Regions from separate parts of the Homo sapiens genome. Here region 1 is linked to region 2. A link is a loop called in an ENCODE intact Hi-C map of the cell type or tissue named here. Cell type or tissue: IMR-90. All regions are shown on one strand. Each heading gives the region's core, and the rest is flanking DNA. Links, peaks and the distances in the headings are about the cores only.

Evidence for each region. Peaks named below come from ENCODE experiments on the same cell type or tissue, not always from the same donor. Only the 100,000 strongest peaks of a DNase experiment are listed, where the experiment ranks them.
Region 1: a loop joins it to region 2, with 4 times the contacts of the local background. A loop is called at or near these places in 2 of 110 quality-filtered maps.

Annotation. Positions count from the first base shown.
Region 1 is chr15:49,490,254-49,495,253 of GRCh38, forward strand. All of the region lies in intron 11 of FAM227B (family with sequence similarity 227 member B), which reads right to left. Among named protein-coding and RNA genes, the nearest start is that of FGF7, 70 kb to the left of the region's middle. In IMR-90, for the core only: no CTCF peak of the experiment used is centred there; a DNase peak (open chromatin) is centred at 2,808; H3K27ac peaks cover 1,844 bases.
Region 2 is chr15:49,838,890-49,855,909 of GRCh38, forward strand. No RefSeq gene overlaps it. Among named protein-coding and RNA genes, the nearest start is that of DTWD1, 230 kb to the left of the region's middle. In IMR-90, for the core only: no CTCF peak of the experiment used is centred there; a DNase peak (open chromatin) is centred at 9,502; H3K27ac peaks cover 2,799 bases.

The DNA.
Region 1 (5,000 bases), core at 1-5,000, 360 kb before region 2:
AAAGAGAGTTACAATTGTTTTTGCATCAGAATGATTATGGAATACAAAGTGCACAAAAGTTCTCCCTCCCCCACCACAGTCCATTCTCAAACAGAGCAGCCAAAGTGATTCTGTTAAAATATATTTCAGATCATGCATCCTCTGTTTAAAATTGCAATTGTTTTCCATATTCTTCAGAATAGGAGCCTGTCCTTATAGTGGCTAAGGAGTGGCAATGGAAGAAGGTGAGTAATTAAAAACTTTGCTGCTTAATTAGGTGGGCAAAACAACAAGAAAAAGTAATAAAAATCTAGAGAAATTATGCACTTAAGTTGTTTGGCAGATGTCACTGAATTCTTAGTTCATTTTAAAGAAATGGATACTGGATACTATAGACAATATTTAATGGGTATAATCATTATTAGAATCATACTCAGAGGAAAGGGCATAGCTCTACATCGAAAAATGACGAATGTACCTTTTTATGTTTGAAGTAAATATATTTAGGGCATGTACATATCACCTTAATGATTCTCCACTTGACTGAAATTTTTCCATTAATCAACCAATTAATAGATACAACCAGGCTAGATGAGAGGGCTTCTACTTTACTATCACTTCTTTATTATATATCTCCGATTGTTGATTATTTTTGGTTATTTCAATTATTTTATGAAGATAAATATGAACAATTTATATATGTTTCTTTATATTTCTGATTTTCTTAGGACGATTACAGGAAATAAAATTGAAAAACTGATTTTCTGAAAGTTTTTTCCAGAATATATTCTAATCAGCAGTGCCGGAAGTAAATATTCTCACTTTTATACTCAAAATTTAGTCAGCTCTTATTCTTGTCTCTCCTTCCCTTTGACTCTGTGAATATGGTAAATCACCAACACTCAGCTAACTTCTTTCTCAACATCCATTCAGATTCATCTCTTTCTTCATCCTCCTACAGCTTTATTACTTCATGCCTAGAATTTAGCAATAGCTCCTTAATCTTTCTTGTTTCAAATTCCTTCCCATCTCATATACTGCCTAATTCTTTAATCTTCCTATAATACTACTTTGACTATTTCAGTCACCAATTGAAGACCCATATTGGCTCTTTTTTGCCTGTTGGGTTTAGTTTAAATCTCTTAAACTAGCACCCAAAGCTGTCAAACAATTGGCTCTAACTCGACTGTCCAATCTTCTCACTGTTCAATATACACCTAGTAGTTTCTTTAGTCCATTGTATTTATCATGATTTACACAAGTTGCAAATTGATTCTGCCTCTGAGTTTTGTCTATACTGTCCCCACTGCTTAGAATATCTCTACTTCCTACTGTCAATCAATCCATACCCTGCTCTGCTCTTAAGGACAAAGCTCAAGTTTAATGAGCTATTCCCAAACTTGCCCCTGCCTTATAACAATTTTTTTCCTTCTCTGAATCCTATTGCACTCTAATATAGTAATTGATTGCACACACACACACACATATGCACACACACACACATATATATATGCAATGTTTATGTATATGTGTATTCATCTACTTCAGTTAAACAAGCATATATTGACAATTCTACCATGTTTGTATCAAGCACTGTATGATAAATATATGTTGAGTGTGATAAAAGTAAAAGTAACTATTGCCTTTTTAAAATTCCCCATGTAATCTGGTAAGGAAATAGAACGTCAAAAAGTACTTAATACTATTAATACTTGCTTACTAACTGATCCATATTAATAATCTATTGATAAAATATATAATAAATTTTATATACAAAGATCTTTCCAGTCTTGTCATCATGCCTACATAATCTTATCTATTGCCATACAAAGGTCTGTGTTATATATTGGCAAGTCCTTTAGAATCTGTTTTTAAAAATAACTTATTTAACAAATGCAGCAATCACTATGTGAGGTAAAAACACATCTATACTTTTAAAAAATTCTGTCAGTCACAGGTTTGAAAGCACAAGATATTTGATAGCATTGATAGTGATGCTAGTCCTGTATACAATTTAAATAGAATCCATCAGGAAAAGCAAGAGATCAAAACTTTTTGCTTTTGAAGTACTTCATCCCTTATCCTTGAAAGCTTAGTGTGTTCAGCAGTTCACGCTCATAGGCCTTCTTAGAATGAATCATGTAACATTTTTCAGCTTTTCTCCCTTTTCTTTATTCCTGTCTGTTATTGTTTTGCTAGGTGGCAGTGCTTATCTCAATTCAATTTTAAGTTTCTATAGTTTACAGCGTTAATTATTAATTTTTCATATTTCTCATTTATTGTACATGTCACTCAACTAGCTATTCATCTGTCCAACTTTTATGATATTGCTCTATAATGAAAAAAGAAAAATGTTACTTTCTTGCTAATAAATCTTCCTAATTATCTCCATTCACTGTTTCAAAAATAATATTGGAATTTTTATTCCCTTTCAGAAGATAAATATTTACCATGCCTTAATGTTATTAAGGTTAAATCACAGGTGATATTTTATTGTCTTCTAAATACTTCATTTTCAAATTTTCTACATTAATATATATGATCTTTATAATCAGAATAACAATAGCAAATGTGGTTTAAAAAATTATCTTCACATTCAGTTTTTATGGAGCTGGAAGAGTGGGATGTTGGTGCAGCATTGATGTATTAAATAGCATGGTCTTCTACATAAATGATCAAACCTGGCACCCACATTGCTCATCTCATTCAATTAACTAAACTTACTGAAACTCCATAATTTCATAATAATGTAGTCATTGTTACCATATTTTAGTGGTGACTGTGTCCTGAATCTTCTTCTTGAATCTGTTCCTTTATCCAGTAATCACCAAGATTGCTCAACTCTTCTTACCTAATGTCCCTCAGTCTCATCTCTTCCTCACTACTTTCATGACCTCATTAAATTGTACCTAAAGTTTAGCAATAGCATCCTATTTGTTTTTCTGTTCCAAGTCCTCGTCTCAATTCCTGTTTAGTTACCTAATATTCCTAAAATGTCATTTAAACTATGTCAATTACCAATTGTAGAACCCATGTTGTCTCTCTAGGGCTCACTGAATTTGGGTAAAATTCTTTAAACTAGAAATCAAAACCATCAACAAATTGGTTCCATCCATCTGGTCCAATCTCCTCACTGTTCACAAACTTCATAGTATCCTTAGACCATTGTTCTCATGTCATTTTGTACACGCACCATACTTCCTTGTGTCTCTGGGATTTGTCTATATTGTCTCTATCATCCAGAATGTCTCAACTTCTCACTATCAATCCATACCCTGCTCTGCCATCAAGAACAAAATCAAGATTCTCCTCTTTAATGATTACCAGACTTGGTCCTGCCTTACGATGATTTTTCTCTTCTATAAATTCCCACTGCATGTCAATCTATGCCATTAATCTAGCATTTAGAGAATTTTTATCTCTATCTCAATAGAGGATGGATAGGCATACCTGTATGTCTATCTATCCATCCATCTACACTTATCTACTTAAGCAACTAGGCATACCTGTGTGTCTATCTATCCATCCACCTACACTCATCTACTTAAGCAACACAAATACACACACACTTATGTTATATATGTCCACATCTATTTCAGTTACACAAATATATAAAGGGGTCTGTGTATGTATGTATGTGTATATATATATATATATGTGTGTGTGTGTATGTATGTGTGTAGTCAATAGTACAGTGTCAGGCACTGTAATAGTGTTAATAAAATCCATGCTTCAAAATTTAAAACAATTACATACCTATAGATATATAATCAATTTTATGAGGATCAGATTTGGAACAAATGAGCCTTTGGAACCACTAAGAACCATAAGTGATAGCTGACAGACTGTCAAGAAAAAAACTTCCTAAGTCTTTAGCATGTCAGTTGTAGAGCACATGTATAAGTTACCATTGTGCTTTGACCCTAACAGTAATTTTAATGCTTGAGTCTTAAATATAAATATGCATATATTAAACAACTGCCAAACCAGTATCAACTCTATTGCCTTAGTGGGAGACACACAAACACACACACACACACACACACACACACACACACCCTAAACATAGAGTCAGCAATAAATTCAAAAAATTCAGTTGAACAAAGAAACGTATATTGTCAAGAACTGCAATTTCAGTTTTGTTTTTGTTGCAAACTTTCTGGTTGACTTCATTCTGTGTTTAACAAGGTCCAGTATTGTCCTGGAAGTCCATGTTACAAGACGGACTTTATTAGTGAAAACTTTTCCTAACATTTTGCTAGATTTATACATTGCACTGATTTACTCTAATGAAAACTTAGCTGTCCTCTTAGGATACTGCTTCCCCTGCAATCCTCTCAGTTGGAGGCTCTTTTTTTTCCCTCACACAGTATTCATACCAGTCTAGAGGTGTATGGTAGGTATATGTATGCCTGCTACACATTCTATGTAACTTATTTAATCACACTTGTTGGTTATTGTCTGTCTCTCCTCACTAGCCCATAAGTTCCATAAGGAAAAGGATACTGTTTTGTTCCCTTATGTATCCGAAGCTCCTTTAAGAGCAGCTGTTAAGCACTCAGTAAATATATTTAATACTCAGGAAATATAAGGACTCAGTAAATGTTCATTGCACTCAGCAAATATTTATTAAACTAATGGACAAACCAATTCCAATTCAGTGACAGAATAATAAGCACACCTCACTGCAAAGAGTCATTCTAATACCTAAGCATGATACAAATGTCATTGTTGCAAATGAATAGAAATATATCACATTGTTTTATGCAAACTGATGACTAAATCTCTCAGGTATTCAAAGTCTTATCATTCACTTCTCCATAACACAGCATTTTAATGTCATTTAGTATAATATGCTAATAATTCATTTCATAATATAATGGAAACCTGCTGTTTCAAAATTAAACCCAGCCCCTCTGACTAATGCTACCAACCAACAGACCAATATATCTGGGGGAGGTATTTGCAGGCGATCTTATGGTAGACATGGAAAATTATCTTGGAAGTTAAATAACTTGAAA
Region 2 (17,020 bases), core at 7,287-12,286:
CTGTTTACCTACTCAAGCCTTGGCAATGGCGGGCGCCCCTCCCCTAGCCTTGCTGCTGCCTTGTAGTTTGATCTCACACTGCTGTGCTAGCAATGAGTGAGGCTCCGTGGGCGTAGGACCCTCCGAGCCATGCACGGGATATAATCTCCTGGTGTGCCATTTGCTAAGACTGTTGGAAAAGCGCAGTATTGGGGTGGGAGTAACCCGATTTTCCAGGTGCCATCTGTCACCCCTTTCTTTGACTAGGAAAGGGAATTACCTGACCCCTTGTGCTTCCCGGGTGAGGCAATGCCTCGCCCTGCTTCGGCTCATGCTCAGTGCGCTGCACCCACTGTCCTGCACTCACTTTCTGACACTCCCCAGTGAGATGAACCCGGTACCTCAGTTGGAAATGCAGAAATCACCCGTCTTCTGTATCACTCACGCTGGGAGCTATAGACTGGAGCTGTTCCTATTCGGCCATCTTGGCTCCACCCCCCCCGAGAAATCTTAAACGCAATTATGCACAAGGGCAACAGGTCCCAGTAACATCTTTAACATTATGGGCTTTAGTCAGTGCTGCTTTGGACCCACTCTACATGGAAGAGTCTAAAAAGGGAAGGGAGGAGGAACTATCCCCTACCTTACCACCTCCTCCTCCTCCCTCAGCCCCACCATTACCAGATAAAAGTACAAAAGAGAAAACGGGGATTTTTCCTAAGTCCCCTCCTCGAATATATTAATTGGAAAAAAGACAAGGTCCCACACTACAGCTATGGGACCCTGTCTTAGGCAGGCAGCATTAGAAGGGGAGCTCTTGGCCTGCCTGGTAATGCAAGATTGACAAGGCAATCAGGTATATGAGCCCATTTCTTTTGATGCTTATAAAGATATAAGAAAAAGCATTAAAGAAAATGGAGCCACTAGCCCATTTACGAAAGGACTAACTGAAACCATAGCAGACAACTTCCATATGACCCCATGGGACTGGTTAGTGCTAGCTAAAACAACTTTAGAGCCCAGTCAATAACTCCTCTGGAAGGCAGAATATGATAAGTTGTGCGAACAAGCCAACCAGAATCAATTGGCTGGGCAAGACATAACAGCTGCTATTCTGCAGGGGAGGGGTCCCTATGCCAATGTACAACAATTAAGTTTTGTTCCCCAAGCCTATGCCCAAGTGTTTTTGTGTGCTCTTAGGGCTTGGGACCGAATTCCCGAAAGCGGAGTTCAACAGGGATCTTTTATAAATGTCCGACAAGAGCCTCAGGAGCCATTTGTTGAATTTGTCAATCTGTTAACCCAGGCAATTAAAAGACAAATTAGTCATGTGCAGGCCACTGATATCTTATTGTTGCAGTTGGCTTATGAAAACGCTAATGTGGATTGCCAACAGGCAATGCAGGCAATCAGAGGAAAAGCAGCTACAGTTGGGGAATTTATATGAACGTTTCAACTGGTAGGGACTGAAACACACAAAGCCAAAATATTGCCTATGGCATTAAAGCCTCCTAAAGAGAAAAGGGAGAAAAACCCAAATTGTGTTCTATGTAGAGAGCCAGGTCATATGAAGCGGGAATGCCCCAATAGTAGAGACCAAGTTAACTCAGAAAAGAACCCCCTTCTGTATGTCGCCAATGTAAAAAGGGGAAACATTGGGAAAATCAATGCAAGTCCAAATTTGATAAAAACAGCAAACCCCTAGGCGAGAAACTTCATAAGGGGCCAGCCCCAGACCCTGCTCCAAACTGGGGCAATGCCAATGGCTTTCCTTGGTCAGATGGAAAGCCCACAGTCCTCTCTCTCAGAGCAGCCACCTCTGGGAGCACAGGCCTGGACTTACTCTGCCCCAGCAAATTAGTGCTAAAAGAAGGAGAAGATCCTAAAAGGGTTGCAACAGGGATCTGGGACCCACTGCCTCTGGGAACAGTGGGATTAGTCCCAAGGTGATCAAGCCTATCCAGTAGAGGAATCAATGTACGCACTGGAGTAAATGATAGTGATTACCAAGGTGAGATATTAGTTATGATGGAATGTAAAGGTCTGCATATTCTTCCCCCTGGATCAAAGATAGCTCAGTTACTACTCTTACCATACTGGGTCCCCAACACTCAGGGAAAGGAAAAGGGAAAGGGAAGTTTTGGAAACATGGGAGCCACAGGAGTATATTAGAACCAATTAATCACTGATCAGAGACCCATGATTACCTTAAAAATTGGAAATAAAAATTTTACTGGCTTATTGTACACAGGGGCAGACATTTCAATCATTAGTGATCAAAACTGGCTGAAAACTTGGCCTTGGGTCACTGAGAAACAAAAAATTGTTAACATCAGGGACATGCACACAGCCAAGCAGAGCACACATCCCCTGACATGTTGCGATTTGGAAGGGAGAAAAGCAGTTATACAACCTCTAGTCATGCCCATCCCTGTTAATCTTTGGGAACGAGACCTATTAGCCCAATGGGGGGTCACTCTGCAGAGCCCTTTTTAATAATGGCCACTGTTGCAATTCCTCCCCTACCCATGATGTGGCTCTCTCAAGATCCAATGTGGGTAGAACAGTGGCTTTTAAAGGGAGATAAATTACAAAGGGACCATGAATTAGTTGAGGAACAATTAAAAGCTGGCCATATAGAGCCATCAAACAGCCCTTGGAATTTGTCCATTTTTGTCATTCCCAAAAAGTCTGGTAAATGGAGACTTTTGCATGACTTACATGCTATCAATGCTAATTTGCAACCTATGGGGCCCCTTCAACAGGGGCTCCCTTCCCCTGTGGTGATTCTTCTAGATTGGTTTGTAGTCATTATTGACTTAAAAGACTGTTTTTATACTATTCCTCTTGCAAAACAGGGCAGGGAAAAATTTGTGTTTACAATACCAGCTATCAATAATGAAAGGTCAGTTTGCCAATTTCATTGGAAAGTACTTCCTCATGGAATGCTGGACAGTCCTACCATGTGTCAGTATCATGTAAATCAGACTTTGCTCCCCAGTAGAAAAGAATTTCCTAATTGCAAGATTATTCATTTTATGGATGATAAATTACTGGCAGCCCCACCAGAGCCAATACTTGTAAGTTTATATGCCTCTGTCAAAAAGAATACACAATTAAGAGGTTTAATCATAGCACCTGAAAAAGTACAGATGTCCTCTCCTTGGAAATATCCTGGATAGATACTAACTTCCCGGTCAGTAAGACCCCAGAAGGTTAAATTAAATACTAACAACTTACACACCTTAAATGATTATCAAAAAACACTAGGTAATATTAACTGGTTTTGCCCCACCTTAGGCATAACTATTTATAGGTTATAAGCCTGTTTTCTATCCTAAAAGGCAATGCAGCCCTAGACTCCCCCAGGTATTTAACCCCTGCAGCACAAAGGGAAATTGAGGAAATAGAGCAAACTATTTCTCAGAGGCAACTAGATAGCATAGGCCCATGATATTCAGTCCAATTATTTGTTTTTCCTACTAAACATTCCTCAACAGGATTAATAGGACAGATGGCCCCTGGGCTGCATTTTCTAGAACAGGTTTTTTGCTCACATATTGGGACTAAAACACTATCTCCCTATATCCAGCTAGTTAGTAAAGTTATCTATACAGGCTGCAGACGATGCAATCAATTGCTAGGTTATGACCCTGATGTCACAAAAATTCCCTTGCGTAAAAAACAATTCAAAGCAGTTTTGCCCTTATCTCTAGACCTGCAGATAGCAGCAGGCCATATAGAAGATGCCCTTCCTGCTGACAAACTACTTCAGATAGATAAGAGTACAAGTTCTTATCTTGTACTCCTGTAGTTATACCTACAAAAGTAGTTCACTCCCCCATACCTAATGTTTTAACGCTTTTTACTGATGGCTCTGGTAAAAATGGAAAAGCAGTTATCTAGTGGGAACTGCATAACTCCCTCACTCCATCTGGATTTACTAGCACTCAGACAGCTGAGGTTGGAGCCCTAATATTGGCCCTAGAAATCTTTTCTGCTCAATCTATCAATATTGTTAGTGACTCTGCTTACTCCATTTATTTATTGCAGTACCTTGAGACAGCCCTCATTAAGTCTACTCTTGAGCCCACCCTGTGTACACATTTTCTTTGACTTCAGCAATTGCTAGATCAATGTACACATCCTATTTTTATTACACACATTCGGGCCCACACCTCACTCCCCAGGCCACCAGCTTATGACAATAATCAAGCAGACCTGCAGGTTATGACATCATTGCTTGACCAAGCCACCCAATCACACCAATTTTTCCACGAAAATTGGAGAAATTTATCTAAACAATTTCAAGTTACCCAAAGACTAGCTAAACAAATTATTTTACAATGCCCAGATTGCCAGCTCACAGTCACATCCCCTCCTTCAACAGGTGTTAACCTTAGAGGACTAGAACCTAATCAATTATGGCAAACAGATGTTACACACATCCCTGAATTTGGAAAACTAAGATATGTACATGTATCTGTTGATACCAGTTCCCATTTAATAAGCGCTCATGCTCTTCCTGGAGAGTCTGCCCAATATATCATTAAACATCTTCTCTTTACTTTTGTGTTTATGGAGTGGCCCACAAAAATTAAAACTGATAATGGTCCGGCTTATGTCAGCTCACAATTTCAACAATTTTGTCACACGTGGAACATCCAACATTCCACAGGCATCCCTTAAAACCCCTAAGGACAGGCCATAGTAGAACATGTCCACTCCACCCTTAAAAATATGCTCAAAAAACAGAAAAGAAGGAATATGGGTAAGGACCCTGCAACACTATTGGCAAAAGCCTTATTTACCCTTAATTTTTTAAATGTAGATGATAAATTTCAATCAGCCATAGAAAAGCATTTTGCAAAATGCTCTCAAAACATAAAACCTGCGGTTTTACGGAAACATGTAAATAGTAATGTATGGTGTGGTCCAAATGATTTGCTAACATGGGGAAGAGGACATGCTTGTGTTCACACCCCCTCAAGCCCTCTTTGGATTCCAGCATGACTCATCAAACCATACCATGGCATGGCTAGGATCCAACCCGGTACCAGAAATGAAGGAAATGACCCTGCAGGACCCGCAGCCCCAGTTGATGCAGCTTCCTTGGATGACACAGGCCCCGGACATTACCTGGGGAATGCTGAAGAAGAAAACTCAGGAGGCTGAGCAAATCCTGCTCCAGACACAGACACCATTCATTCCAGATAATCTGTTCCTTGCTATGCTTTCTGTTGTACATTGCAAGTCTCACAGAGTATTAACCTTTCTTATTCTCTCACTCTGCCTGCAACCCGCACCTGCTACACTCTATTGGGCTCATCTCTTAGATCCATCTTTCTTCTGCCCTGTTACCTTGGCAGACACGCCCTTCCAGCCTCTAATAACATAACTGCTTGGCTGGGAGGGATTGAGTTGCCCCCGGTAGGGTCCCTCATTAATAACACACATTGGACTAAGGTGCCAGGTAACGCTACATATCACTTCACAATCCTCCCACTGTGTGTAAGTTATAAAAGTTCTAACCCTTACTGTGTACCTGCCCAAACACAATTATGGCTACATTATGGCAAAGGAAATACCTTAACATTCTCGGTTGCAGGTAGCCTCTCTAGATAAGCTTATTTACGTATGTCATCCAGAGACCGACCTTTGATCATCCGCATGCAAGACTGCTCCCTGCAAGGGGGAATGACAATGTTAATTACCCATAGATTGTGTTGGCTCCAGGCCTTTGACATTATACCAGTACTGAATAAATACAAGCAGCTCCGGCTTATTGGGGCTGCTGACTCTTCGGCCACCTAGTGCCAGGCAGTCCCCTAGTCACTCTTTCATGGGATACCTGTGTCTGAGTATTCCTTTCATCTGTCGCTCAGCCAGGGTCTGCAGGACAGACCTGGCAATGTTGAGTTGAAGCTCAGTTGAGGTCTAACAGGAAATCCTGTTTATAAATCACCAGAAGGACAGCATCATAGAGGACTGTTTTCTATAGGATTCTAAAGATGCTGATTTTCTTCCTGCAAGATGCATTTTTCTGAGAATGGCTATTGCCACCACACACTCACAGGCCAAGGACCCCTCCTTAAAACTCTGACAAACATGGGGCAACCCAGCCTACGTTGAAGAGATGAAGAAAGAGCTTGAGGACCAGGCACAAGAGCTTTGTCTGCTCCACCTCCTGGCTCTAGGCTCAGACGGAGAAGGTGGGGTGCCAAAAGAAATTCCTCACATGTTTACTACCTTCCTTCTAATTTCCTGTCCCCTCTGTTGTTTATTGAGTGAAAAAGGATGGCTGTCTTATAAGGAACATCAGATAGCCTACTTCAAGTCCACAGTGATTTTCAGGACTGGCATTTGCTATTACTTTATAGGTCTGGCCAATGCCTGGTCCACGAGAGAGGTGTTCACGACCAAGGTGAGAAGGTACCACTTGCTTACATTTTTTGCCTCTAGTGCAAGTACATTCACCTTGATTCCTCTCCAGTCATGTGGTTTGAGTTACTTTGGCCAGAAGCAGCAACTGAGGCCCAATCTGTGCTGTGCCCACAGGAAACTTCACAAAGGTTTACGTACAGAAGCATTTGGGGCCATGTCTGTCTTGGCTATGGGGACAGGTGGGGCTAAGCCGGCATCTCTGCTGTCAGTTGCCAGACTGCAGAGAGAGGCCCTTGCCTCCTTCCACAAGGTGTTTCCAATAAAGGGGACATATTTCCTTCGTTAGAAATAAACACAGACTGACAATATCATAGCATTTCTTGGGAAAAGAAGAAAACAGTCTTCAAACGTCCTCTGTAAGCTCCTCTGATGTGCATCTAGGTGGGGCTGGCATGGTGAGGAGAGAAGTGTATTATGAGAAAGCAAGAAAAGCACCCACACCATTCCATCACTAGATTTGACTTCCCAAACTAAAGAGGGTAGGATGACATCTGCTTAGCTACATCATAGGCCATCAAGGCTTGAAGAGACATAGGGTGCAACCTCCCTATAATGCTGATGAGGACACAGAGCCCAGGGAGGCTGAAGGATCTGACCACCTTACACAGCAGTCAGGGCAGAGCTGAAGCTACAACCCGCAACTTCTAATTTCAGTCCAGTGTATTTTCTGAAGTACTCCATTTCATCCAACCATCTCAACAATTGAACAAATCTGTTCATGTGTGGTTGGTGCTATAAGGCAATGGTTTTCAACCTACAGTCATGTTGTGAACCTCTGGGATATTTGAAAAATTACCAACACTTGGGCCTCATACCCTGAGATTTCAATTTCATAGGTTTAGTGTGAGGCCCAGCATAGACATTCTTAAGAGCTCTCCACTTGATAGTCACAGAGTTGAGAGCCATTACTTTAAGGAATATATATGGGAAATACTGGCACTTTCCTCTCCATTTTGCTGTGAACTTCACATTGCTCTAAAAAGATAATGTCTTGCCTGGGCGTGGTGGCTCACGCCTGTAATTCCAGCACTTTGGGAGGCCAAGGTGGGTGGATCACAAGGTAAGGAGTTCGAGACCAGCCTGGCCAACATAGTGAAACTCTGTCTCTACTAAAAATACAAAAAATTAGCCAGGCGTGGTGGCGGGTGCCTGTAATCCCAGCTACTCGGGAGGCTGAGGCAGAAGAATCGTTTGATCCTGGGAGACAGAGGTTGCAGTGAGCCAAAATTGCACCACTGCACTCCAGCCCGGGCAACACTGTGAGACTCCGTCCAAAAAAAAAAGATAAAGTCTTAAGAAATAAAATAGGAATATAAAGATAAAAATGACATGTTTCTAGGATCTCATGAGGAGGCAAACAAATACATAAATAACTTCCAAGCTAGGTGCTACAGAAGGTCCAAGAATAATATGAATATAAGTGTGATCCTGCCTGAACTATGCTGTCTATGGCCACAGGACTAATTTGTGTTAACTCTACTGTTTGTTCCACCAAGGCAAAGCTTACTTACCTTCCAGGCCTATCTCAAATCACACCTCTTCTATGGGCCTTTTTAACAAGACTCCAAAAACAGCTGGCATGCCTCTTCTCTAAACTTCTACACTACCCACAGGCCATAGGCAAACAATTTAGCACCAAATTATATATTATTTTCATTGTTACACTATAGTAATAGTGAAATGAAAGCTTCTACTTGTTCAGTGCATACCATGTGCCAGCCACCCTTTATGTTTTCTACACAGTGCCACCCATGCTCCCAGGAGCTCTATGATGCTGGTATTAATATACCCATTATACACATTAGGAAACTGAAACTCAGAGATGTCAAGTGCCTTGCCCCCAACCAGACAGCTGGTAAAGACATGAATTCAGGTATGCATGTCTCTAGACATGTTGCTTTGTATCAAATACAAATAATACTTCTTTATTATAGCACGTACTCCTGACATATTATTTTGCAAACTGTAAACTTCTTTGCTGTTCATTCACTTGTTTAATTCTTACTACAGCCCCACTATCAATTCTATTTGTGAGGGAATTAAGTCTAGAAAAATTAGATACAATTGCTCAAGATTCCATAGCCTGGCCAGGAACCCAGGTGTTCTATTCCAAGTGCAGGGCCATTTCACTGCCCACATATCCATGTGCCGGGCTCTGTTCCATGCTAACCTGAAGTCCCCTGAGAGAAAGCCTGTGTTTGATGCTGCTTCTGTATTTCCCACTGATGCCAGATATGCAGCCTGTTGCTTCATTAATTGATTTGCCAAGAAGTAGCAAGAATGTCCCCAAGACACAGCCAGACCCTAAGGACTTGAAGAATGAAACCACAGCAATTCTTTGGGGGCTGAAAATAACTGCTGAGAAGACATGACTGTGGGTTATTTTTAGTGCCATGAATAAGTTGTATTCTAGAAAAAACAAACAAAACTCCAACCTTTCAGTCACCATTTTTGAAGGAATGATTCTCAACTATCTACATCAACTAACAGAAGCAAACAGCAAAAGCGAAAGAAGTGACCTGCCCATGACCAAAGGATGGATCAGTGGAAGAAAGTCAACTTCCTTTCTCCTTCTCCCCCAAAAGTTTCCAATTTAAATCCCCAAAATCTCCAATTTAAATCCCAGTTATCTGTCTATGACACAACAATGTCTCTTTAGCCATATCCCATCTCGTTTCGTAAAGGATTCAAAGTAGCTTGCAACATGAATAGATATAATAAGCAATGATAAAATATAAACAAGTAAAGACTACCAAGGCTGAGGAACATGTAAATATAAGAAGTCAAGTCCAAGAAAAAATGCCTTATTAGTCAGAGAGGAAACTGTCTAAAGCCCAAAAGACTGCACTGCATTTAAAATAGATCTTCCATGCATGAGGTTTAGTTGATGAGGTATTTTTAGGGGCTCAGTCACTACTGTGGGTTTTACTCCTTGCCGGATATTGATCCAAAAGAATAATTGAAGCAATGAAACTATAGAATTTATCTCCAGGATGTGGTCAGCACACAATATTCATGCCTCCTTGGTTAAATAAGAGACGTGTTTTCCAAGTCTAATGTTGCCAAAAAGACCACGTCAGTGCTTTCTGTGGAATGGAACTCTTATTTCAACAGTAAGTCTGAATCATGACCATTTATTTATTTAACAGATATTGTGACAATAAATTATCTGCCAGGAACTGTGCAATGCATTGCTAATTCAAAGACAAGACATAGACCCTCTCTTACAGGACTTCTCTCTCTGGAGGAGCAGAGAGGCTTGTAAATATACAATAAGTAAAAACATAACAAGTATGATTAGAGAGGAATGCATAAGGAGTTGTAGAAGCAGGGATAGAGACAACCATGTCACTGAGGTTAGCAAGCACATCTTAACTTCTAATCTAACATCTTGTAACACATCTAGTTATAAGGATGCAGAGCTTCTGGGTTGGCAGAGGTGGGGTGAGCATTCTTAATTGAGTGGAACTGATAGAATCATAGAAGAAAGAACTTCCTTTTGTGACTTGCTGAACATCTCCATATTTCTGATTTGATTTTGTGGAGAAGTAAGGCAGACAAATGCAGCAGTGCCATCTCAAAAAGTGGCGGCCAGCAGGAATAGGACAGAGGAGTGTGAAGAAATGCTGTGGCAAGTATTTTGTCATATCCAGGTTAGTGAGACGAATTTCTTGGCAGTATAGGCATATTGTTCTTGGCAATTCTGTATATGGTAAAGGGAACTTCAGGATCCAAATCAACTTTCTGGCTGACTATGCATCCATTCAAACCACCTATGATCACATTTAAAACAAAAATCTAGCATCTCAAGAGAGATTTAAAATGGAAGGTTTCTTTGCCAGTGATCTGCACCAAAAACTGGAAGCCAGCAATCAAAAGTGAACAAGTGTTTCAAACTTTCAGGCCTCTGATGCCTGACTCAAAAATCTGAAGCATCCCCTTCCTGCTGACCCAGCTAAAGAATACTTTGGTGATCATACAAAAATATAATATTAATATACTATATTCATACTATAGTTATATATAACATTTTCAGATTATACATATTTATATGTATAAATATATATTTACATTTATATAGTATAGTATGAACGCTGAATAATTTATAAAATTATGATTGGCAAAAAGCAACTTGCTTAGAATTTACAGTGATTGATTATTTATATGTATAAATATATATTTATATAGTATAGTATGAATGCTGAATAATTTATAAAATTATTATAGGCAAAAAGCAACTTGCTTAGAATTTACAGTGATTGATTCCAGCATATGTATCTGAAGAAGCACCAAAGCAGGGGTCCATGGAAAATGGACACTTGCCTAGTGTTAGCTCAAGTCAGGTTCTGACTTTCTCCTGTAGAAACAAAAGCAGATAAGGTAACTTTCAAAGAAAATTCTTTTTTTTTTCCTTAAACTGACTCATAGCTTAGAAGTTGAGAAAATAAAGAAACAGCTAAGAAATATTGAAGGGTGTTGAATGTCTAAGGGAATCAGATAAAAAAGAAGAGCCTTAATAGGAAGTGTGCACATTTGTGACCAAAAATTAAGCTACCAGAAACTATGAAGAATGAATCCAGAAGTCTTAGCTAGAGAAATCATGCAAGAGAAAGAGATAAAAGGCATCCAAATAGGAAAAGAAGAAGTAAAATGATCTCTCTTTGCTGATGATATGATTCCATAGACAGAAAGTCCTAAAGACTCAGCCAAAAGGCTCCTGGAACTGATAAACAACTTCAATAAACTTTTAGGATACAAAATCAACACACAAAAATCAGTAGCATTTCTATACACCAAAAATGTTCAAGCTTTGAGAATCAAGTCAAGAACACAATCCAATTTACAATAGCCCCCCCAAAAATGAAATATCTAGGAATACATGGAATACATCTAACCAAAGAGTTGAAAGATCTCTACAAGGAAAACTACAAACACTGCTGAGAGAAATCATAGATAACACAAACAAATGGAAAAACATTCCATGCTCATGGATTGGAAGAATCAATTTCATTAAAATGGCCATACTGCCCAAAGCAATCTACAGATTCAATACTATTTCTATCAAGGTACAAATGTCATTTCCACAGAACTGGAAAAACGCTATTCTAAAATTCATATGGAACCCAAGAACAAGCTAGATAGCCAAAGCAATCCTAAGCAACATGAACAAAGCCAGAGGTATCACGTTATGTTACTTCAAACTATACTACAAGGCTACAGTAATCAAAACAGCATGGTTCTGCTACAGAAACAGACACATAGACCAATGGAAGAGAATAGAGAACCCAGAAATAAAGCTACACACTTGTAGCCATATGATCTTTGACAAAGACAACAAAAATATGCAATGGGAAAAGGACCCCCTATTCAATCAACAGTGCTGAGATAGAAGCTTTTGCTGTGCAGAAGCTCTTTAGTTTAATTAGGTCCCACTTGTCAATTTTTATTTTTAATTTTTGTTTATGGTGGATTTAATTTTTGTTTATATGGCTAGCCATATGCAGAAGAATAAAACTGGACCCCTACCTTTCACCGTAAACAAAAATTAACTCAAGATTGATTAAGGATTTAAAAGTAAAACCTCAAACTATAAGAATCCTAGAAGAAAACCTAGAAAACACCATTCTGGACATTGGCCTTGGGAAAGAATTCACAACTAGGTCCTCAAAAGCAATTGCAACAAAACCAAAATTGACAAGTGTGACCTAATTAAACTAGAGAGCTTCTGCACAGCAAAAGAAACTATCAACAGAGTAAACAGACAGCCTACAGAATGGAAGAAAATATTTGCCAACTATGCATCTGACAAAGGTCTAATATCCAGAATCTATAAGGAGCTTAAACAGCAGAACAAGCAAAAAACAAATAACTTCATTAAAAAGTAGGCAAAAGACATGAACAGACACTTCTCAAAAGAAGACAGACAAGTGACCAACAAACATGAGAAAATTCTCAACATCAGTATTTATAAGAGAAATGCAAATCAAAACCACAATGAGATACCATCACACACCAGTCAGAACAGCTATTATTAAAAAGTCAAAAAACAAATGCTGGCAGGGCCGTGGAGAAAAGGGAAGACTTATACACTGTTGGTAGCAATATAAATTAGTTCGGCCGCTGTGGACATACTTTGGAAGTTTCTCAAATAACTTAAAACAGAATTATCATTCAACTCAGCAACCCCATTATTGGGTATATACACAAATCATTCTACAAAAAAGATACATGCACTTGTATGTTTATCACAGCACTATGCACAGTAGCAAAGACATGGAATCAACCTACATGCCAATCAAGGGTGGATTAGATGAAGAAAATGTGGTACATATACACCATGGAATATTACATAGCCATAAAAAAGAAGAAAATCATGTCCTTTGCAGCAACATGGATACAGATGGAGGCCATTATCCTAAGCAAATTAATGCAGGAACAGAAAACCAAATTCCTCATGTTCTCCTTTATATGTGGGAGCTAGACATTGGGTACTCATGGATATAAAAATGGCCAAGAATAGACACCAGGGACTACTAGGGGAAGGGAGCAAGTGTTGAAAAACTATTGGGTACTATGCTCACTTCCTGGGTGACAGGATCATTCATATCCCAAACCTCAGCATTGTGCAATATACCTATATAACCTGCACATCTACCCCCTGAATCTAAAATAAAAGTTAAAATTAAAAAAAAAAAAAGACCAAATCTATGACCTAAGTGTCAACTAGAGATAGCATTGGGTTAAGAGCACAAGCCACTCCTGGGGTTTGAATCCCAGCTCTTCCATTATACGTCTCTGAGAAAGTTACTTAACCTCTCTGGGGTTTGATTCTTTCCCTTTAAAATGGGGAAAATAATGGTGCCTACCTCACTGGGTTGCTGTGAAGATTGCATTGAATGAGCTAATTATTATGAGGCTTAGCACAATACCCAGCACTTAGTAATCCTCACAATCCTTCAAGGAACATCTCATGATCCCCATTTTCCAGGTGGGTAAATGCACTTAGAGAAGGCATCTTTGCTAACAGTCCCACAGGTAACCGATGGACTTTCTAAAGTGTCAGCCATTCCCCTGGCTTCTCCTTCCCCTCCTTCTCCTAGGTGGTCAAACTATACAGAGTATAAATGTTCTTTCACTTTTTTCCTACGACTCAATCTGTCCCATGACTTTCTCTCAAATATTCCCCTTTCCCAGCTCCCCATGATGCTCAAGTCCTTTCTTTTACTATGAAAACATTTTTTCTTTGTTGCTGGATTTTGTTCTCATCAATTCTTTTATGCCAAGGACATTCGGGACTATCCCATACTAAGAAGTGGTGTTAGAGAAATCCCCTTGACTATTTGGGTATCAGTTTGCCATTCTTTGGAAATTATTCTCCCACCACCACCTTTTCCTCAGTTTTTATTTTTTCATATTTTTTCAGCCTCAAGGTACTCCTTCCCAGATCTAGACAAGGTCCCCAAGGAAGATCAAAACATTTTTGAGGTCAGGAACTATTCCAACTCACACTATCTAGACTACAGACTAATTTAAAGACTACAGACAATCAACAAAAGCTGCTATTTAACTCAAAGGACAGAACAACTATTTTCAAATATTTGAGGAGCTGTCACATGAGAGATACTTATTCAGTCTCTTTTGCAAGGGCAGAGGCAAACAATGCAGGGTAATGATGGGGAAACAGACCTCAGGTCAAAAGAAGAAGGAGATTCCTCACCAATGGAGCTGTTCGAAGGGAGCTGGCTTCGTTGAGCTCATGAGCACTGCATCATTGGGAACATCTGAGCAGAGACTGAATGCCATCTGCAGGCTTATTCTGAAGGAAGTTCCTGCATCAAGTTGAAAGTATGTACATAGTCTCCTGGGCGAATGCAGGAGAATCACCTGGAACACTTTTAAAGGGGTTACAGCAGGTAACTGAGGCAGACTTAGAAGAGTAACCTAGATGGGGAAGGGCATGTTAGGTGGTAAGATTAGATTAGAGTGAAGGAGGCTACGCAAGACAGATCACCCACCTTACAATTCTATCTCAATCATCAATGGTACTCAGACAAGCATAGTTCCTCTTTGAGCCACCCAGGGTGAGGATGTGTAGAAGGTACTCTACTCATCTCCTTCTTCATTTTGTGGTGATACCACTCCAGCTCTGGCTGATTTATGATGCTATTTTAGAGAAGGTCCCAGGCCACTTACCAGAGGGTCAGAGAAAAAAGCCCATGGTAAAGGGAGTTGATAAGAATGTGTATCCAGTCTACAACAGCAATTAGGGGCCTGGGCCTGATATCCTGCATTTCAGCCTAATGGGTGGATGAATTAACAACACCACCACAGTGTGGGGAATAGGAGGAAGAACTGGGGGTGAGGATGATGGGGGGATAGAGGGTGGAGTGCACAAGAGTTGTATGAAGCAGCCTGGACTTGACAGACACACATCCTTCATTAGCACTCCTGCTCAGAATGAGCTGATGACCATGACTATTATACCAAATATCAAGTGAAAGAATTACACAATGGGTTTGAGTTTCTTCTACAGAACTGAGATGTAAGAAGTATCAAATTTTTTTACCTTTTCATATCAAATTAGACTGGCTCTGAACCTCTAGTCTGTCCATTCCATCTCCTTGGAGCGTATAAGAATTTCAGGTCTTACCTAGTCCCAAGAGACAGAGAAGGGCTTGGTCCTTAGTCCTGATACAGTTTGGATATTTGTCCCTGCCAAAATCTCATGTTGAAATGTGATCCCCAATGTTGGAGGTGGGGCCTGGTGGAAGATGTTTGGATCATGGAGGTGGATCTCTCATGAATGGCTTGGGCCATCCCCTTGGTGATAAATTCACAGGAGATCTGGTTGTTCAAAGTGTGTGGCATCTTCCCCACTCCCTTTTCCTTACTCCTGCTTTCATCATGTGATGTGCCTGCTCCCCCTTCACCTCTGCCATGATTGGAAGCTTCCTGAGGCCTCCCCAGAAGCAGATGCTGACATGCTTCCTGTACAGCAATACAATAAAAAAGTAGTTGACATGAACTATATTTTTAAACCTCCTGCAATCCAATACTTACCAGATTTCATAATTTAACATCTCTGAAATTAGAAGTAAATCTTACATCCAATGGCATCTTTACAACTCTAAGCGGCAATATTCTTCTTGTTTTCCCGTGGTATGTAAATGAATGGTGCATCATTTACAAGGGGGCATTTTAGATTCCATCAACTGTGGTATGTATAATGCATGGTTGAAAGATACTGGGTTAGAACCTCTCCGAAGGCAAGAAAAAGAAACCATTTCTTATTTATCTTGTACCGTGGCCTCTCCACACTCAGTGTTCTATTAAGTGATTGATTCACTTATTAATTTTAAATTTAGTCCAGTAGAACTAAATTTGTTAGTACATTTCATCTGAGAGGTCTACTAGATGTAAGCTATGTGTGAACCATACATGAGAACTTTGAGGAAGAAATGGAACCGTAAAACAAAGTCTTGCCTGTCAATCAAAAAGATAATTCTGGTCATCTTGTCTACCCCTAAGTATTTAACTAAGCTCCCAAACTATGAACCACAATTATTTATATTATAATTGTAAAATATATATTTTTAAAAATATTTCAATTAAAAATGTTAGTATTCATTGAGACAAAAAACCATACACAATACCTAAACATATTTTGTCAATAATATGCAGTTAGAAACTATTCCTGTTGTTCAAAACACATCATCTCGTACCTTCAGAAAACTATTAGCTACCACACAAAACGATACCAGGAAAATATTTTGACCTGCCCTATAGTGTTTTTGGTGTTACTTGGTTTAAAAAAAAATCTTGCTGTTTTTATCTGGTTTAGACCAAATAGGCACCTCATAAAGAAAAATAGGTATAGTTTCAAATGTGACTTATCACGTGGTCCAAATAGGTCAGAGTGCCAGCTGCCATTAGCAGTGGGGCAAGACTAGCCATTGATGGCCCATGTTCATTCTTATTGGTCAGTGTCCCTGTCCAACTGTTTGTTAAATAAGCTTAATATCTCCCCCAGTCACTAATCATAATCCCAAATTAATTTATTCTTTTTCAGTAGTCATTTAATGAAAGTGACATTATCTCAAGAAATTCAGTAACAGGAATTTTATTCAAAACCTTTTCTGAGGATGTTTTGGGGTCAATATTATTATTTCTGTCCAATCTTGGTGCATTATCTCATACTTCCCTGTATCTCTATAGTGTCACATACTGGAGCAGAGACAGAAAGGGGATGAGAAGGAAAATCATCAGCTGTTAAAGAAGCATCCTAATCATTGCTCACATTTACCTAGAAGAAGGCAGGGAGTATAGAAACATTTATTACAAGGGGTGAAACAACTAGATTTCTTCTTGATCATTACTTTACTTCCAAGTTAACTATCATCTCTCCATGCATCCTGCTCCAGTAAGAATTTTCTGTGTAAGTCTAGGGCTGCAGTTTATTAAAAATTTTAACTTGCCCTTATAAACCTTATGGGAATCTGAATTGAGATAGCCAGAGATATCTGGCCAACTAATCATTATTATTTCTTGAAATCTGGATGTTTATGTATGCAGCTCCAAGCTGATTTGTATTCTGCAC